Regions from separate parts of the Mus musculus genome. Here region 2 is linked to region 1. The links are chromatin loops, found by intact Hi-C in ENCODE. Cell type or tissue: left cerebral cortex. All regions are shown on one strand.

What was found. Hi-C counts contacts between places; a loop is a spot of excess contacts. Peaks named below come from ENCODE experiments on the same cell type or tissue, not always from the same donor. Only the 100,000 strongest peaks of a DNase experiment are listed, where the experiment ranks them.
Region 2: it touches region 1 in a loop (2.0-fold over the local background); 1 of 42 quality-filtered maps calls a loop at or near these places.

What each region holds. Positions count from the first base shown.
Region 1 is chr2:120,561,426-120,563,925 of GRCm38, reverse strand. It overlaps Zfp106 (zinc finger protein 106), which reads left to right and starts at 67. Exons shown (of 22, transcript NM_011743.3): 1 at 67-239. In left cerebral cortex, a CTCF peak has its summit at 1,482 (motif pointing right); DNase peaks (open chromatin) are centred at 53 and 572; H3K4me3 peaks cover 1,165 bases; H3K27ac peaks cover 577 bases.
Region 2 is chr2:120,651,263-120,653,762 of GRCm38, reverse strand. All of the region lies in intron 3 of Stard9 (START domain containing 9), which reads right to left. Among named protein-coding and RNA genes, the nearest start is that of Stard9, 23 kb to the right of the region's middle. In left cerebral cortex, no CTCF peak of the experiment used is centred here; a DNase peak (open chromatin) is centred at 993.

The sequences.
Region 1 (2,500 bases):
TTCAAATAAAGCTAGATGGTTGAAAAGGGCGGATGGAGTGGGAGGGGAGAGGGAGCGTGCTGAGTTGCGTGCGCCTGCGCGCTTGCGCGATGGTGGTAGTAGCGGCGGCGGCGGCGGCGTCAGTGCCCGGCGGGGAGCGGGTCCCGGGCCGCCGCCGGACCGGAGGCTAAGGGGGCGTCTGGGAGCTCCCTCGCCGGGTCCTCGGCGGCCAGATGGCGTAGGAAGGTCGGGCTGTGAGTGTGAGTAAGGAGGATGCGGCCTGGTTGGGCGTATCGGAGCCCGAGGGTCTGCCCCCTGGACAGGTGGTGGAGCTGCGCCTGCATGCGACCACGCTACGATGCCCCTTCTGACCTGTGTGGGTTTAGGGTTTATTGGCGAGCGGTGCGTCTGGCTTCTGGGCACAGATTCCAGCAAGGGCAATCCGATTCTGTTCGCAACCCAGACTGGACGCGTGGCTCCAGGTTTTTGACCTTTGGGGCAGGCCCTGACCTCTGTCGGCATGGGGTCTAGTCTAGGAGGAATCTCAGCCTTAGTTTAAAAGCTGTAGGTTTCAGGCCAGGGCCATCTCTAGCCTTCCGAGACTAACAGTGTCGCCTCTTTTTCCTGCTTTTGAGGACTCTACTTGTGGGATGCGTCTTAGCAATGTAGTAGCAACTAGTGGAACGGTATGTGTCCATTTAATATTTAGTACGATTTTGGTGCGTAGTGTGGAGAGGAGATTATTGCACCGCCTCCCGTTTCAGTCTGTTAGGTATAGTCATCTTTGAAAGTAACGTAAACTATCTTTTTGGGGAAGTTCCAGATTTCAGTGTTGTGTGTGTGTGTGTGTTTTTTTACCCCAACTTGGAAGCAGATTACAGTTCTAGCCACCATATCGGTTTATATTAAAGTGATTCCAATCACAGACTGATTAAGAGCCAAATCCTGTTCTAAAACTACAGGGGGGAATCTTAAAAGTGTAACGCCAAAAAACGAAAGAATGAATGATCAGATTCATCTACGAGTTACTTAGTATCTGCTTTGCGTGTGATAAGTACATTCAGGTGTGTCTTGGGAATTTAACAAGCTGTTGTAGTAGATGTTTTTGGGTAGTACTTTTTACATGAGGTACTGAGATACTGAGAGTGATTTGTTGAAGTTTTCACGTTGTGGAGTTAGTGAACTTCATCTCCGGTGATGGCTACGCTCATCTCTTTCTGATACACCCAATTAGACATTCTTTTTTTGTTTTTGTTTTTATTTTTGTTTTTTGAGACAGGGTTTCTCTGTATAGCTCTGGCTGTCCTGGAACTCACTTTGTGGACCAGGCTGGCCTCGAACTCAGAAATCCGCCTGCCTCTGCCTCCCAAGTGCTGGGATTAAAGGCGTGTGTCACCATGCCCGGCTTTTTTTTTTTTTTTTTAAAGACTTATTTGTTATTATATCTAAGTACACAGTAGCTGTCCTCAGATGCACCAGAAGAGGGCGTCAGATCTCATTCCGGATGGTTGTGAGCCACCATGTGGTTGCTGGGATTTGAACTCAGGACCTTCGGAAGAGCAGTCGGTGATCTTAACCACTAAGCCTCTCTCTAGCCCCAAATTAGACATTCTAAGCACTCCTTCGAGATCGGACTGAACTACTAGATACAGAAAATAGTAGAGTTTATTTTGATTCATAGTTTTGGAGAGAATCTGGCTTATGTAGCCCAGACTGGCCTCAAACTTGATCCTGAGTTCAATCACAGTGCTGGAATTTCGTACAGCCCATCGTAGATTTTAACTGGAGAGAGGGTCAAGATGGATTTTTGAAGAGAGCTTCAACAGTCAGGAAAGAAAAGGTGTGAAGGGATTTCATCAGTCTGGTGCAGAACCAGTGGCTTTGACACAAGGAAGGTGTTTTAAACAGAAAAACCATGTCCTTACTGTACATCCAGATTAGAACAAATTCAAGGCTGGTCTCTGAGAAAAGCAGGGAACATTGAGTGCCTTGGCTCTTAAACCCAAGATGAGATCTCTACATAGTTTGTGTTTTGTAAATGGGTTCTGGAAAGGGAAGTTGAGGATTTTTATACTAAAGGTTACATTACTCTTAACTGCTCATCTAGGATGCAAGTTGCCCATGAACAGCTTACACTCTGTTGCTGTGGTTGTAGTCTGAAAGGGGCTGTCCAGAAGTATGAGCTACCAGGTGTGTATCAGAGGACTTGTAAAATTTGTGCTTTTGTTAGACTGAGCCACTTCTGAAAGTGGAAAATGTTTGTCAAGGATGAAGGATAGAAGTGGTTCCAGAGTTTCAGTTTCACAGTCTGTGACTTTTTTTTTTTTTTTTTTTTCTTTTTCTTTTTCTTTTCAAGCTAAACAAACACTTTTTGGTTTTTCGAGACAGGGTTTCTGTGTGTAGCCCTGGCTGTCCTGGAACTCACTCTGTAGACCAGGCTGGTCTAGAACTCAGAAATCCACCTGCCTCTATCTCCCAAGTGCTTGGATTAAAGGTGTGTGCCACCACTGCCCAGCCCTAT
Region 2 (2,500 bases), 90 kb before region 1:
TGAAGAAACTAACTCATAGAACAGCTATTTTTCAGCTTAGCACATTTCCTCCAGTCTGTAAGTATAACATTCCCATTTGCCAATGAATAGAAAATTTATAAAACACTAGTTCTTGGCTGGCTGTAGTGACATACACTTTCAATTCCAGTACTCGAGAGCCAGAAAAAGGCAGATCTCTATGAATTCAAGGCCAGCCTGGTCTACAAAGAAAGTTCCAGAATAGCCAGGGCTGTTAAAATAGAGAAACCCTGTCTCCAAAACAAAACAATGAAAAACAATACCCCCCTACTCCGTTCTCAGATTTTAGCATGCATCTCAAGTACCCAGACAATATTAAAAGAATGTTGGTAACACAGGGAGAGGGAGGAAGGAGAGATACATAAGTATACATAAGTATGCCTGAAAAAGTCATAAAGAAACACATTATTTTATAAGGTTATTTTAAAATACTGATGTAGTGTGTGTGTGTATGTGCGCGTGCACACGTGCGTGCATATACAGTTTAAATGGAGTTACACCACAGCAGATGGCAATGCTCCTTTTGACCACACAGTTCATAATACATCACTTGAGCCAGATGAGGGTTGTGAGCAAAGGCAGGGCTACACAGAATCTGCATCATAGTCTCAATGCTTCCAAAACCTTCCTCAACACAGTGTTTACTTAAACACAATACCACATCTGTGGAGAAAGGAAAAGCAAAACAAAAACAAATGAGCACTTCCTTCCTAGCCTTTAGACTCATCGTTCCTTCCCTTTTCCTCAAATATCACCGTCTCTACGCACACTGCTCTCACGAGGATAGCATGTAAAAGATCAGCAGTCCCGGGAGCTGGACCCTGTGTCTAGCGCTGCCTTGGCTTCACTATCACAAGAAAACCTAGGCAAGTCCCTGAAGTGCTTACTGGACAGAAGGGAACTCATTTAAGGCTGAGGCTCAGACATGGCACCCACTGTAACACAGTGAATTCACAGTCATGGAAAGAATGAGTAATGAATATATAACTCTGGACTGACTCCAGTACACTCACAAAAGACATGTGGAGGAAAATTACATTATGGCTGTTCTGTAGCTTTCCTCTAAATCCCGCCTGAATTACTCTCCACACGTGTTATCTTCATTCAGCAGCTCATCACCAGGTCAGTGTTGCACACGGCGCTGTCTTTTCAGTGTGCTCACAGAGCTCCTCAGCATTGTTTCTAAGGGGTCTGCTCCAGCAGCACTAAGAGGTAGTCAAGAAGGACCAACCTGCTTTGCATTGTTTGCGCTGCAAATCCTTATACAGAAGGAAGCAGGACGCTGGAGATGTGGCTCAGTGGGCAGGGAGCTCACCAGACAAGACAGATGTGAAAACTAGTGTTTGGGTTCTGAGAACAGAAGAGCTGGGTGGGTGTGGCACCTCACCCATCATCCTAGCATGCAGGAGAGGAAGGCAGGGAATCCCAGCTAAATTAGGCAAAAAGTTGAATCCAGTGATAGAGCTGCCTCAGCACTTAACTCAGAGTGACTGAGGAAGACACGGGGCATCAACCTTGGGCCTACACACGCACGCACGCACGCACGCACGCACGCACGCACTTGTTTGCACATACAAGAACCTTCATACATGCCTCCACACCACACATACACAAATATGGGGGAAGGAAAACAAGCCCAAACGATTGTGCCTATGTGGAAAAACTTTTCCGACAATTATGCTGCTAGAAGCTTATTTCCTGTTTTTAATCTTGTTGAGTCTGAAGGGTCTCTCCAGGTCAGTGTTGGTGCATACTCTAGCAAGGCCAGTTGAAGCCCATCTCACTTTAAGGTTTGGTTTAACAGATTTTGTGATGCATCTGCCTTAGACAGCCCCACTGGCAGTACACCTCCTGCCTAAAGCCATATTCCCCTCCTCCTGTCCCAAAGCCTTTGCAGAAGGGACAGGCTGCGTGTTAGTCACAAGACCTCAAAACACACTGATGTCAAGCCACTTCTTCCCCTTCAGCCCTCAGACTTCAAGTCAATTTCAAACTACACAAAGCTAACTCCAGCTTTACAAATATTCCTGCAACAAAGAAGCAGGAGGATCTTAATTCTCTGTCTCCAAACAAAGAAAAACAAAGCAGCACGTATGAAGCCTTCTGGAGTCTTCACTCCCCTCTGATTTGAAACTGACACCCCAAGGAACAGCACAGATAAAAGAGAACCTACTTAGAAAAAGGGGTGCCAGGAATGCTGAGATATCCTGGGAAGAAAAAGAGCACCATGAGCTAGTGTAGCTCTGTAATCTCAGAGGAGGCTGAGGCAGGAGGACAACAAATTGAAAATTTATCATAGTTACATAATGAGTTTCACAGCACACTAACTATAGGGCTGGTGTGCAGATCCTAGCCCCAAGGGAGCACCTCCAGCTATATACAGTTCAACATCTGATCCCAAAGTATAAGCTATTGCCTGTATCTCACAGAGTACTCAAGTCCACAAAAGTAGTCAGGTAATTTGGAATAAGGCATCTTGGGG